Regions from separate parts of the Mus musculus genome. Here region 2 is linked to region 1. A link is a loop called in an ENCODE intact Hi-C map of the cell type or tissue named here. Cell type or tissue: left cerebral cortex. All regions are shown on one strand. Each heading gives the region's core, and the rest is flanking DNA. Links, peaks and the distances in the headings are about the cores only.

Region 1 (7,567 bases), core at 1,173-6,172:
CAGCTAGCACACATTTCCCTCCTGTAATCCTGGCTTAATGCCCTCTAGTTCTTTATTTTATCTCTTTCGCCCTGGCTCCTTCTGGGCGGCTCCCTAGTTTTTGTTGCCCATGACGATTTTCCTTCAGTAGCTCTAAATCTGATTCATCTTCTTTAGAATCATGGTGATTCCTTTCTTCCAGTTCCTCGCCTGCACAATCTAAAAGTCACGCTTCTCTCTCCGCCCAGCCATTGGCCATTGGTTCCTTTTTTTTGTTTTTTGTTTTTGTTTTGTTTTGTTTTTTGGTTTTTTGAGAAAGGGTTTCTCTGTGTAGCCCTGGCTGTCCTGGAACTCACTCTGTAGACCAGGCTGGCCTTGAACTCAGAAATCCTCCTGCCTCTGCCTCCCAAGTGTTGGGATTAAAGGCATGCGCCACCACTGCCTGGCCCCATTGGTTCTTTATTGATCAACCAAAAACCAGTTGGGGACAAGGACCTTCAGTGTTTGGACATGCAGATTCCCGATTAATTCAGAGCATTAGAACCACTCACTGGGGTGTGTTGGATTACTTCAGTAATCCCAGCCCTTGGGAAGTGGGTAAAATAGGCAGCAACATGAAAATTCTTTAAAATTCTTATTCTATTTACCTGTCTGTCTTGTCTGTCTGTCTGTCTATCCATGCATCACTCTGTGTGTGTGTGTGTGTGTGTGTGTGTGTGTGTGTGTGTGTGTATGTGTGTGTATGTGTGTGTTACCACACGTGTGGAGACCAGAGGACAACTTTAGGAGCCAATTATCGTCTTTGATTCATGTCTTGGGAATTGAACTTATGTCATCAATCTTGGTGGCCAGCACCCTTATCCGCTGAGCTCTCTCACTATCCATATATTCTTTTTGTATTTTCACTACATCCAGAGACAGACAGAGATACAGAGGGGTCGGGGTGGGGAGGAGGGAGAGAATGTACATGTATGGGGTGGAGGTCAGAGAAGAACTTGTGAGAGTCCGTTTTCTCCTGCAATTATGTGTCCTACGTTGAACTTGGCATCCTTAACAGCTGAGCCATCTCATGCCCACTCCCAAATATTCCTAATGACACTTAACTAGACACTAAAAATGTTAATAAAGTAAATTTTGTGTTATGGGTATTTATAACCATTAAGGAAAATGGAGCCCCCCCACCCCCCACCCCGCCCCGAGAGAACGACATGGAACTCGACTCTGAAGGCTGCTGCACAGTCTTTCTAATGCGTGGTCAGTGACTGCCATCTCTACAGCTGTCACCTTCTGCTCCATCCTTCTTAGAGTTGGGTGTCAGAAATCAAAAGAGAGGAAAATACATGTCACTTCCATGACCCTGAAAACCATCCCGGAGTGGAAGATCCTCTGCCTCCTGTCCGCGGCTCCACCTGCTGCCCTCACAGTGGCAAGGTAGGCCTTTCCGGAACGGGGGAGCGGGGCTGACAGGCATGGGAGGTGGCTCACAGGGATACCAGGGAGATGTAAAGGCAAGTAGCTTCACCCTCCTTAGGCTCCTCTTCTCTTCTCCTTTCTCATCACCACCCCCCCCCCCCCACACACACACACACTTTGTTATAGCGCTAGAATTTGAACCTGGGAGCTCACACTAGACAAGAGCTGCACCCCTGAGCTATGGCTCTAGACCTCTTTAACTTTTTATTTTGAGACAGTGCTTCCGTCAGAGGTCTAGGCTGGCCTTGAACTTGTGACCCTCCTTCCTTAGCTTCCCAAATAGCTGGGATTACAAGGCTGTGCTATCAGGCCCAGCTGTCCTCTTGTATAAGCTGTATCTGATAGCCTTTTCTGAAGGTGTGCATTTTAGGGTCAGCATTTTTCCTCTTTTATTTTTTGCCATTCTGTCTCTTCTACTCTGATCATTTTTTAAGAGCATAGAGGATATTCTCCTTCAGGGAAGAACCCTGTCTTTCTGGGGAGGTGCAGAGGCTGTGTTGCTGTAGAAGCCAGCTGACTGCCCACTTTGAGTGGTGTTGCAAGCACTTAGAGACCCCTCCACTCCCTGGGGCACATGCTTCTCTGGTTTTCATTCTTTGTACTTGGTCCCTATTTAGTCTTGCAACTCTCCTTTTTACCTCATGAGTTTCATGAAGACGGGGTCTGTTGGAGCTCCAAGTCCATCCAGTTCACTTAAAGTCAAATCTAGGCCTTTGAGTGCCTGCTCACCCTGTTGTTTGACAGAATGACTACCCGTCTTTCCATCTTCCTGTTCTTGTTATTCTTATATTTTTGTTGTTATTGACTTGTGTTTATTTATTACTATTTTTAAATAGGGTTTTACTATGTAGCCCTGGTCAGCCTGGTCTGAAATTCACAGGAATCTGACTGCCTCTGCCTTCCAAGTCCTGGGATTAAAGGTGTGCATCACCATCATGCCTGGCTATTTAGCTTTTTAATATATATTATTTAATAATTAATATAATATTTAATAAAATATATTGAAATATAAATATATTTAACATATGCACGCACAGTATATATGTATGTATATATACATATATATGTACACATGTGTGTGTGTGTGTGTATGCCATACTACTGTGTGCACGTCAGATTTAGTGCTGTGGGTTCTCTCCATCTGCCCTGTGGATTTGGGAGATAGAGCTGAGGTCTTTAGGCTTGGCAGCAAGCATGTCTACCCACTGAGCCATCTAACTGCCCCTCAGTTTTTCTAGAATCTTTGGTTTTATTTCTAAAACATTTCCATCAGTCTGCTCTCTCATAATTTACCTTCCTGCACCTCTGTGCTCCTCATTAGGGGCTCACAGGTAGTGGGAAACGCTGCCATCTGTAATCAGTGAATTTGTAGTCACTAATGGAGCACTGTGTGTTAAGTTTGTGCGTCTGTGCCCTAAACCATATGATATGGAATTCTTGACCTGGTCTTTATTTTTTAAATATTTATTACTCATGTATGTGTGTTTTGCCTGCATACCACATGCATAACTGGAATTACAAACAGTTGTGAGCTGCTGTGTGAGTGCTGGGACTTGAACCTGGGTCCTCTGGAAAAGCAGCATATGTGCTTAGCCACAGAGCCATCTCTCTAGCCCCTTGACATGACTTTTAAATGGCTTGTGATCCATTGGTACAGACAGATGGGCAGCACAGTGATTCTCAGATTGCATCCCAGGAAATCCTACAAGTTAATGTTTGTTTTCCTGTGAAATAAAGTCATGTTATATTGCCCAGGCTGGCCTGGAATTCTTGCTCTAAATGATTACCTTGCCTCGGCCTCCTGAGCAGGTGGACAGTGGGTATACACCACTGCATCCAGCAGTGCGGTTTGAACACAGTGTCAATACCTCACCTTTCCCTCTGTCTTGACCTCGGCACCAAGAGTAAAGCTGCTGTGCCTGACCTTGAGTCAAGGCTGGGGCGTCAAACCATGTGCACACGAGTACACACACACACACACACACACACACACACACACACACATACACACATGTGCACACGCGCGTAATATATTTTCATCCTCTAAATGGAATGCATATTTCACACAGGGATATTGAAGAACTATATAAGAATTTAAGTAACCCCAGTTTCTTTCTTTACTAAGTCTCTTCATATTTATTTATTTTATATGTGTTTTGCCTACATGTATGTATGTGCACCATGTGTATGTATGGTGACCAAGGAGGTCAGAAAAGGATGTAAGGTCCTCCAGAGCTGGAGTTACTTGTGAGCCTGCATGCAGGCGCTGGAACTGATCCTTGGTCCTCAGCCAGAGCAGCCAGCGCTCTTTCCTGCTGAGCCACTGCTCCAGCTCCGCTACCCCAGTGTCTCCTCAGCTCCTTTAACCACTAAGCTGTGCCATTTGTATTCGTTTTCTAACAAACTGCTTGGCTTTAAACAAGAGGAATGTTTTTTATAGTTCCAGAGGCAAGATGCTGACAACCAGGGCATTGGCAGGGCCATGGTCCTTTGAAACCTGTAGGAAAAGATCTCTCTTTGCTTTTTTGGTTCCTAGTATTGTCCTCAACTATGACAGCTGAGCTCTAGTCTCTACCTTCATCTTCAGTCTCCCTCCTCTTGGTACATTCCTCAGGTAGTAAGATGTGTTCTGGGAAATTAAGTACTCCTCTGTCTAATGGCTGTCATGCTTTCCTCCTGATTTCTCTGGGTACAGAGCCTGCCCTGCTTTCCCATCGTGAATCAGCAACAGGTCTGGGACCTGATCCTGGCCACTCTGCTCTGCCAGCTCACTGGAGCCCTTTCTTTCAGTTTCTCTAAGGGTGGAGGAGGGGAGGCCCACTCTTTAGTTTTCTCTGATGAGGCCTTTGTGGTTTTAATCCCAGATTGCTGTGGCTGTGTCTCCTGCCACATGGGGAAAGCACACAGCCATCAGTAAGAGGAGGAGGTCAGCAGGCAGGGAGGGCACACAGCCATCAGTAAGAGGAGGGGGTCAGCAGGCAGGGAGGGCACACAGCCATCAGTAAGAGGGGATCAGCAGGCAGGGAGGACACACAGCCATCAGTAAGAGGGGGTCAGCAGGCAGGGAGGGCACACAGCCATCAGTAAGAGGAGGGGGTCAGCAGGCAGGGAAGGCACACAGCCATCAGTAAGAGGGGATCAGCAGGCAGGGAGGACACACAGCCATCAGTAAGAGGGGGTCAGCAGGCAGGGAGGGCACACAGCCATCAGTAAGAGGGGGTCAGCAGGCAGGGAGGACAGGGTCTCTGAAGAGAGCAGAAACAGGAAAGTCCTCCCCAGCAGACCTGGGCCTCTTTTGCTGTTGTTGTTATTGTTATTTTTGTTTGGTTGGTTTTTGTTTTTTGGAATTAGTTTAAGTTGGATGTCTGCCTGACAAACAAAACAACCCTTCCTAATCCAGCAAAGTCGTTACTCTTGTCTCTCTCAGTGCCTCGGCTCTAAAAGAATGGGTGAGTTTAGTGCTATTTTTATTTTAAGAAACCATCACTGACATATGTGAGTTTTCGTGTATGTCCTTGGGATTAACTACAGATTTAACCCCTGTCTTTCACCTCAGGTTTGGTTACATCAGACACTGGAGTTCTTTTAACCCCACAGGGATCTGGTTTTTTGATCTGTTTCATTTGTTTATCTTATGCCAGTGTTCTTGGTGAGTTTAGGTTGAATGTATCTCATCAAATATGATTTATTCTTTCAGGAAACATATTCTAAAAGTAAGACAGCTAAGAAGAGGATTCCAAGGGATTATGCAGAATGGGATAAGTATGTTTTATATTTCTTTATTTAAAAGTTGTCTCTGAAAAATGCTCCACTGTTAAATGCTTTACTAATTTATAATATCATAAGCCTGATACATCAAGGGTCTCAAATTACTTTAGTAAAGTTACCATTTTACTGAACACTTCCCACCTTCTTTCTTGTTTCTTTTGAGACAGGGTCTCATGATGTAATCCAGGCTATCCTTGCTCTTCCCCATGCTCCCAGCTGCTATAATTCTAAGCATACACCACCACATCTGGTAGTCTAAGCTCTTCCAATTTCATTTTTTTTCATTAATAATGCCTTTTCTTTATTAAAAAAAACAACCATAAAATAGGTTAGATTTAAGTCTGTTGTTTTTGAGACAGGGTTTCTCTGTGTAGCCCTGGCCATCCTGGAACTCGCTCTATAGACCAGGCGATATTTGTGAGTTCAACGCCAGCCTGGTCTACAGAGCCCGTTCCAGGACAGGGCTTAGAGTTTGTCCCAGGCATTCCATCTGCAGACACCCAATGTGAACCTTAGAGGCAAGGAGAGCAGGACTGAGGTTGTCTCTCACTAGTTTTGTACTAGTCTTCTGTTGTTGTTTCAGATTTGATGTGGAAAAAGAATGTTCAAAGATTGATGAGGATTACAAAGAAAAGACTGTCATAAACAACAAGGCTCATCTGTCTAAAATTGAGACAAAAATAGAAACAGCAGGTAAGAAGAGAAGAAGGGGGCTGGTCGTTTTCCAACCTTTTAGTTATGGGAAACGTGTCCGCCAAGGAGATTTCCATGAACATTTATAGGCTTTTGGACTGAGTTGACTACTCCTAACAAGTTTATTTCTAGCTTTTATTGCTCAATTTTGTTTGAGACAGAATTTCATGTAGCCCAGGTTGGCCTTGAACTCACCATAGCTTGACCTTGGACTTCTGGTATTCTGCCTACATTAGCTAAGTGCTGGGGTTAGAGATGTATACTACTGTACCTGGCTTTAATAATGAAGTTTGTAAGACTTCAAAATATAAACCTATTTTTTCTTAGAATATTTTTTTGTTTTCCATTTCTTTTTCCAACCCTCTTTAAAAAAAAATCTCATTTTTTTTGCATCAGACAAAAGAAATGAGACGCTTTTTCATCTGAAGTCCAGCCTTTAAAGTAATAGCAAAACCAGCCATAAGAAAACCAATCCTAAAAAAATCAAATAAACCAAAAAAACAAAAACAAAAAACCCACATGGTTAGAAGAGAAGAAATAGCCCTAAACTCAAGAGAGCATTTATTTTGTTTATTTAATCTATGGCTTTCTGCTTCGCTAAAGCAACTCTTCTTGGGTGTGGCAGTGTAGCTCAGTGGTAGAATGTTTTTTAGGCCTGCTTGAGGCCCCAGGTTCTAGTTCAGGCCACCCTAAAAATAAAAGCACTCAAGCATTCAAGCCTTGCAAGAAATCATCTTAGGCTGTGTTTTCATGTGAGTTTATCTCTAGGTCTGACTGAGAAGGAAAAGAGTTTTCTTGCCAATCGTGAAAAGGGAAAAGGGAACGAGGCTTTCTACTCTGGGGACTATGAAGAGGCCGTGATGTATTACACCAGGTCAGTGGGTTCTCCTTTCTTGTGGCTTAGGTTTGCTCTCTTAGGGACTGGAGAGTGACTCAGCAAGTAAGCACGGTGGGGGCTGCTCTTCCAGGGACCCAGGTTCAGTTCCTTGCATCTGCATGGCAGCTCACAACCTGCTGTAACTCCGGCTCCAGGACATCCAGCTGGGTACCAAGCACACATGTGGTCGCAGACATATGCCAGCAAAACATCCACATAAATAAACTAGATAGGCTGTGTTGAATCCCTTAGGGATTGTACCTGTGATGTCATGAGTTCACCCGTGCGGTCTCCTCCGCGGCTGTCCCCATCCCCTCACTATCTTTTGAGTCTACCTATCTTCTGGGACATATCCCATGCCTTCAGTTCTTTAGAGGACTCTTCCCTGAGCCCCCAGCCAAGTTACTCTTCCCTGTAACACAGCACAGCAGCTCCTCTCAAGGCTCCAGCTCAGATCCCGTGGTCTGACAGCAACAGCACCATAAGCTACTACAGCAGAGCATACTTAATCGATTGTCTGATACTCTCCCTCCTCACTACCCGGTAAGGCTTGGCTCAGAGCAGGCCTTCATTCGGATCTGTGAACTCTTGAAGATTATGCTGTTGTGCCAGGAAACATTTGTGAACCCCCAAAAGACCACCAGGGAGCTGTTACCGATGCAATCACATTAGGGTCTCTCTATTACAAGCTCAGGTTTGGGCTCTCCTTCAACCCAGTCCTACACAGCAGAATGAGAAGGGAAGGCAGAGCAGCCTCGAACCCTCAGCAGGACAAGG
Region 2 (7,567 bases), core at 1,404-6,403, 410 kb after region 1:
AAGGTGTGAGGTCATGGAAGGACTGACTGATTAGCTGCGTATCTCCCCAAATGGTGCAGCCTGTGTAAGATAACTCAGGAAGAACTCCTTCTCCCAAGGAAACAGATACGAGTGGGTAAAGGGAAGCAGCATCCATCAGACTGAGTTAGTGGTATCTGGAATCCCAGGGGTCCAGGAGACCGAAGTTACTGCCCAACTCAGCCAGACCGCATCAATACACAGACAAGCAGACAGGCAGACAGACAGCATGGTGGTCCCTGGTTTAATCTTCGTTCCATAAAGAAAGATGGGTGGGGATGCACAAGCAGCAAAGGGTTCAGCCTAGTCTGTGAGGATCCCCAGCACTCTCCTACACCGAGCTGTGCCTACAGTGAGCAGCACCTGCTGCAAATGCAGACGCTCGCCTCCGCCTGGGTGCTTGCTGGGGTGGGTCTGCCTGCATCCGCCTGTGTCTGCCTTCCAGAGGCTAAAGCCTCCCTCATCTAGAACCCCAGCATTCAGGCCAGATCTCATTGCAAAGCTCTGGCTTGTCTCTGCTGTCATCATAGGCCTCTTCTTGCAATGGCAAATCTCCTTCCTAACCATTGACAGGAGGTGAAAAGCAAAGTTATCAATATGAAACTTTCCAAAAAATTAAAAAAAAACAAAAACAAACCTAAACTAAAATTTAGGGCTGGAGAGATGGTTCAGAGGTTAAGAGCCATCTGTTTTTACAGAGCAGCTAGGTTTGATTCCTGGCACCCACAGGGTAGCTTGCAACTCCAGTTCCAAGGACTCTTGATGCTTCTGGCCTCCAGAGAGGTACCAAGAATGAAGTGGTGCAGATGTGCACATAGGTAAAGCATTCACAGTTAAAATAGAAAGCTAATTTTCAAAGGAGAAATTTAAGTGTAGGTTTAAGTTCACAAATAGGACACACTTTACGACATTTAACTTTATAATCCATTAAGAATCTACATTTTAGCCTGATTTTTCAGACACTCTGAAATAACTTTTCTCTTTGGAAATCATATGAAAACACTAATTGTCCTTCAGTGATGTGTTCCACTGTCCCAGGAGAACTGGGCCTTGTTCCAGTGCAATACATCAAATCGCAGCAATGTTCACTGTAGCCTAACACCCAACACTGTTGTACGGATTCCTGCCTACACACAAGCTTATCTTTATAGCCAAGAACTAAAACCACAAGTTTATACACACAAGACAATGGATAAACTTTCATATATTCACATGTTGTCTCAAGGTAGCCAACAGTACTGCTATATATGATGTAGATAAACAGATATACTAGCCCACAGAAACCAAGCACAGGAACTTGTAAGTTCATTTAAAGTTTAAGAACTACCATACACACACAAATGAATTCCATCAGCAATCATAAACATCTATTAATGTGTTCTATCAATGGACATGTTTATGTAATATACAAATCCCTTGACTACAGAAGGAATGCTAATTTGAGGTTAATACTCCACGCTACCTAAGTTTTCCTGGACTATTGTCAGCTTGTATGTTTTCCTACCCTTTTAGAGGGTACAAACTTGCCCAAACGTGCACACACAACCTACAGCAGGTAAGCCACATCAACAACACAGCACTTGAAACCAGGCATAGTCACAGCCACATCTGAAAGGTATCCAAGGGGCAGGAGTGAGAAGGTGGCAGTGCAGATAGGTTCTAGTTGCATCAGAGTAAACATAAAGGCCTGGTTTGACTGTGCAGGCTTATTCCATGGTCTCCTCCACTAGCCTAGAAGAACCAGACAGTGCACTGCTGGACTTGGCTTCCATCAGAGTTGGAACACGTTCATTAACCTGTTCTAAATTGAGGCTCGCCATAAGTGCATAGCCTGGACCCTCACTTTATCTCAAGAGTAAGAAATTCAAAGTACATAGTATCTCACAGGAGGTTGACCTAAGCTGGAGCAAAAGGAGTAATGGCACGTTGCATCCTGGGAACAAAGCACATTAACCTCACTTTTACCTGTGTGAGCACATGCAGAAATGGAAAGTCTAGTTTCCAGTTGGCCCTTACACAGTTCCACTTCAGCATATCAGTTGTCTTCACTGCTATCCAGCTCAAAATCTATCGTGAAGCTATGCAAGTTTAAAGTCATAATCAAAAAAGTAAATTAGACAAAAATGATAGCTTCTGGATATACTGTCAACACCCTTGGTGTTTCCAAGTCACCCTCAATTCTCAATAAGCAAAAACTGTTCCAAGGGGAAACTGGTTAAGTTTAAGACATCTTTAATGTTATCAACATAGAACTCCTAGCCAACAGCACTGCAACACTATGTTGCAAGTCTCCTGTCCAAACTTACATTACGCCCATTTCTCTGAAGGGCATGTCATTCTTCCTACTGCTTGTTAAAATGACTTGTCTTGGGAGCTGGAGAAGGGGCTTGGTGGCTAAGAGCAGTTACTGCTCGTGCAGAGGCCACCCATTATTCATGGTGGCTCACAACTTTCAGTTGATTTGAGGCCCTCATCTAGGTTCCCTGGGCATCAACCAGGCACACAGATGGTATAAACTCAGCACATAAGATGAAAGCAAACAAACATGTCTGCATCGTAACTGGTACTCACTTTAAAAGGACAAAACATGGAGGTTGGAGAGATCAACAACTCATTACAACAGCCATGTGTAATGGGATCTGATGCCCTCTTTGGTGACTGAAGACAGCTACAGTGTACTCACAGTGTACTCGTACTTATGGCCCTAAACAAATCCTCTAACATGTATAACTCAAGCAGTAAACCGTAAATCTCACCTGTAAGAATACTGTTAGGTGCCGGGGCCTAGCAAACACAGAAGTGGATGATCACAGTCAGCTATTGGATGGGTCACACGGCCCCCAATGGAGGAGCTAGAGAAAGCACCCAAGGAGCTAAAGGGATCTGCAACCCTATAGATGGAACATTATGAACTAACCAGTACCCCTGAGCTCTTGACTCTAGCTGCATATGTATGAAAAGATGGCCTAGTCGGCCATCACTGCAAAGAGAGGCCCATTGGACTTGCAAACTTTATATGCCCCAGTACAAGGGAACCCCAGGGTCAAAAAGGGGGAGTGGATGGGTAGGGGATTGTGGGGGTGGGTATGGGGGACTTTTGGGATAGCATTGGAAATGTAAGCGAGGAAAATACCTAATTAAAAAAAAGAATGCTGTTAGGTAGCCGGGCAGTGGTGGCGCACGACTTTAATCCCAGCACTTGAGAGGCAGAGGTAGGCGGATTTCTGAGTTGGCTACACAGAGAAACCCTGTCTTGAAAAACAAAAAATCAAAAATATACTGTTAACTCAAGTCCTTGCCACAAGCTACTGTAAGTCAGTTTCAATTTCCACTTGAAAAGCCCAGCAGTGATATCACACACCTTTAAAACCAGCACCCAGGTGAGAAGCAGGTGGGTCTGGTTTACAGAGCTAGACCCTGACTCGAAAAGCCAAGTCAACTCTGCAAATAAACTCTTTACATATCTGTAACAATTTCTGTAGGACATAGATTTTGCAGACTTACTGCTTCTGCCCATCATCTATTAACAAAGCTGTTTAAAACAAATGTGCTGTATTTTCCTATTCCTTGAGAAATTAATTCCAATCACAGAACAAAAAAAGCCAGTCTAGGCATACCCTATGTCCCTGAATGTCACAAAAACAGCTTTTCAAATTAGAACCTGCTTCAAAACATCAAAACCTAAAACTTTACTAAATTTAAGATGCTTATTATTTCTCTGCCTTCCCAAGGAATCTTCAAAAGCCAAATCTGGTGATATTCTGTGATCCCAACACTTAAAAAGATGGGTGTCAGGGTGACCAGAAATTCCAGGCCAAATAGGGCAATATGGAATCCCTGTTTCAATCAACTGAAGGACACAGACCAAAAGCAAACCAGGATTCCCGGTCTAGTCAGGCCAAAAGTGATTCCAGGGAGAAGCCATAAGATGAGGTGCCATTTTATATGCATGTATTTGACCCCAATTTTAGCAGTCCTAAAATGATATGCAGCTAGTGGGGCCAGAACTGGCTATATGATAGTATATGCCCATAATCCCAGCATTCAGCAAAACTGCCAAATTTGAAGCCAGCCTCATTTAGATGGCAATAGGTCAGCCATCTAAATAATTACAGGCACTTTTTTTTTTGAGACAGGGTTTCTCTGTGTAGCCCTGGCTGTCCTGGAACTCACTTTGTAGACCAGGCTGTCCTCAGAAATCCGCCTTGCCTCCAAAGTGCTGGGATTAAAGGCATGCGCAACCATGCCCCGCTACAGTGGGACTTTTAATCCCACCAGGTTGGAGGTAGAGGAAGGGCAATCTCAATTCTAGGCTATCAGGGCTACATATTTAGACCATACCTCAAAAAATAAAGCTGTATTTCCAAAGTACAAGTTGCTTGGGTACAAGCTTATGTCAAGGTCATAAACCAATCCCAACTTGTCCATCTTTACTTTCCAAGTGGTCTGGGTGAGGCACAGACGGTACTTAACTACCTCAAAGCTGGTAGGGTTAAAAGTAGCACAGGGTAGTCATGGTGCCTACTATGCCATTTTTCCCAATACATTGGGTAGCTACTGTGACTCACATCTTACCAAAAAAAAAAAAAAAAAAAAAAAAAAACCAGGTGAATTTATTTTGTAGCACAGAAACCATACTAATGGTAAGTTGGTATGTTAAAAACAAGCTAACTATACACAGAAGAGCTCAATAAATTAATGTGGGTAGCTGAGAACACACTAGAATTGTGAAAACGATGAGACATACATAACGAACCCAAAACTTGAGTGGCTAAGGCTAGCCAGCAACAGAGAGATTGTCTAAATCCACACCACCCCCAAACTGCGTATGCTTCACAGAATTGGTAGCTGCTTTCAGCTCTGTACTATTAAGTCAGCAACTACCGCTACATCTGCCAATTGCCCAGAGAATCAAAGTAAATAAAAGCATAACCATCTACTGTTTAAGGAATTTTTATTAAAGCAAGAATTTTATAATCCAAATTACGTTTCCTTGCTCAGTCATCAGTTCTGCTCCTTAAAACAGAGCTGATGTCCCAAGCTATTCCACAGTAAAGAATTACAAAATTAAAGAAAGGAATGCTTTAAATTTTTGTACTTTGCTGAAAATTCTTTTCCCAGGGTCTATAAAACATTAATTTGTTTTTATATTTTACTATTTTTTTGTATTTTTTTGTTGTTTTAAATCAAGTAATCTAGGACTAGCACTGTTTGCTAGACCTGGCATTTGCTCGGTACATAAGGTTCAAAGTTTCCTTTCCTTTTTTTATTTATTTTATATTTTGCAATGTTTTTTTTCATAATATTTAAATTTTTCGATGTTTAAGATATTTTTCTTCGGTGAAGCACGAGTTTCTGTTCGTGGTCCCTGATCAATCTGTAAATGTTAAAAAAAGACATAATTAAAGCCCCTGCCTGAATTCAGTGGGTCAGTCTGCTGCCTGTTTGTACTGGCACAGCCACACCCACTCCTTTAATACTCACAGCTATCACATCACATACAACATGGCCCACAAAAAACAGGATTCTAGTATCTTTTTACTACTGACCTTACTATATATACTCAACCAAGCACTAACAGTTTCCTGGTAGTGGGACAGAGAGAGGTCCAAGAAACTGCTTAAAGCCATCACCCAATTTTTTAAAAAGTACCGATTATGAAAGCCAACTTCCGTTACAGGGCATTGCATACAATTTACTATGCAAAATCTGTTTCCAAGTATTGACTTAAAATTGCTGATCAGTATTTAAGGTGAAAAAGATTTCGTTATGTATATACCCCTCTGGAAAGCTGACCTAATGTCCTTATGTCTGGAACAAGCGGGCGAGGGAGAACTCACTTAGACAGTTGGAACACCAGTGGCACTGTTCACTGCTTTCTGGGCAGCCTCTTTCGCTTGGTGGGCTTGTAGTACAGCTACAGCTTCATCAACCTGGAAAACATAATGGTTCAAGGAAATTAATTCTCACCCAAACACTTTAAAATGAGCCCTAAGTAGCAGCATTCATGAATCCGGCTGCAGGAGCTGAACAAACTGATCTGAGCAAGCTTTGCAATCTACTAGCAGTAAGCTTTGAGCAAGTTACCCAAAATAGAGAAAACAAGCACTACAGGTTTATCACAGGTTTGTAGTCAGTATTTACATATAAAGCCTAATTGTATACTCATTTGTATAAGGGCTCCATTTACATGTTCTGAAGAATAAACCTGTGAAGGACATAGGCTGAAAGCACAAAATACCTTTGAGCGGAGAGACTCTGGAGACTCGAGCATGTGAAGTAATTCTGAGTTATCAATCTCCAACAGCATGCCAGTGATTTTACCAGCAAGAGAAGGGTGCATGGCTTGGATAAGAGGAAACAGCCGTTCACCTAGAACAACAGACACTCTAATCAGAGTGGCAATGGCTATTATCAACCAGGGGTTTAGGAACCTACCTTATTTAATATAGAGTATGTACTAGCTACCACACCCGTATGTATAGCACAATCTGTCACAAGGCAGTCACTTCTCTGGTGGTATCAGTTCCTCAAGTGTTTGGTATTAACATAGACAATGCTTCTTTGTTTCAAGGCTAGAGTGGAATGTCAATGGCAAACAGTAGCCCACCATGTTTTCTAGTATTCCTTCACATACCATCCTAAGCCATCTCATTTTAGGTGCAAAGTGTCTAAGTGGTCCTTGTTATTTTCGTCAACTCTAACTGACAGACCAAGACAACAAAGTTACTTACCCAACATTTGCTTCTGCTCTTGCGGGGGCGCAGATGCCAACATGGAAGCAGTTAAAGGTTCTTGACCTTGCACATGAACAGCAGGCTACACATAAAACAGAAAACCCTCTTAATATTGAAGTAATGAGACATAAACCAGCCATCTCTCAACGGATAGTCATAGGAAGGACAGAGTGCTACCTGAATTTGATCTAGAGAAGCTGAGAGAAATACTGACTAAAGGTCAGCAAGTACAGATAACCAACCCCATGTGGCACATCTGTGCTTGAGATGCAATTACATTTTAGTCTTCTTTATAGTTTTTGGTTCCAGGACTAGGAAAAAGATTAAGTCTAATACACCCATCCTAAACAAGACACCACATAGGGAGACTGCTGGCTGCCCGTCAACTTTCTTCACATAGAACCTTAATAAGATGGCCCAGGTAAGTCTATGCTCATAGCTTGTGCAGTTACCATCAGACCTTGGATTTCAGCTGAACATTATGACCCTTGCAAATAAATGATTAAACTGTACCTGTTGCATGGTAACTTGTGGCTGTGCATTAAGATGTTGCTGGGGATTGCGGACTCCCGCAGCATATTTATACTGGGGAACGGTGCGGACAGCAGGAGTGGCTGCAGCAGCAGCAGCTGCAGGACGTGGACCCATTGTCTGTGTTGATGTGTTAGCTAAAGAGAAAAATGACTTTAATTGTGCCATTTTAAATTGGGGATCAATCTTTACAGAGAGGTTTAAGACTCACCAACACGCTGTGTTGACATGACTCGTGGAACCTGTGAGGAAGCTGGTCTCATCGTACTAAATGGTGGTCT

Evidence for each region. Hi-C counts contacts between places; a loop is a spot of excess contacts. Peaks named below come from ENCODE experiments on the same cell type or tissue, not always from the same donor. Only the 100,000 strongest peaks of a DNase experiment are listed, where the experiment ranks them.
Region 2: it touches region 1 in a loop (2.7-fold over the local background); 1 of 42 quality-filtered maps calls a loop at or near these places.

What each region holds. Positions count from the first base shown.
Region 1 is chr15:36,185,323-36,192,889 of GRCm38, forward strand. It overlaps Spag1 (sperm associated antigen 1), which reads left to right. Exons shown (of 20, transcript NM_001359982.1): 5 at 1,285-1,410; 6 at 5,150-5,214; 7 at 5,804-5,913; 8 at 6,682-6,787. Among named protein-coding and RNA genes, the nearest start is that of Spag1, 12 kb to the left of the region's middle. In left cerebral cortex, for the core only: no CTCF peak of the experiment used is centred there; DNase peaks (open chromatin) are centred at 3,820 and 4,233; H3K27ac peaks cover 580 bases.
Region 2 is chr15:36,590,705-36,598,271 of GRCm38, forward strand. It overlaps Pabpc1 (poly(A) binding protein, cytoplasmic 1), which reads right to left. Exons shown (of 15, transcript NM_008774.3): 10 at 7,498-7,567; 11 at 7,269-7,423; 12 at 6,753-6,837; 13 at 6,260-6,390; 14 at 5,859-5,951; 15 at 4,954-5,395. The coding sequence ends at 5,859. Among named protein-coding and RNA genes, the nearest start is that of Pabpc1, 14 kb to the right of the region's middle. In left cerebral cortex, for the core only: no CTCF peak of the experiment used is centred there; no DNase peak of the experiment used is centred there.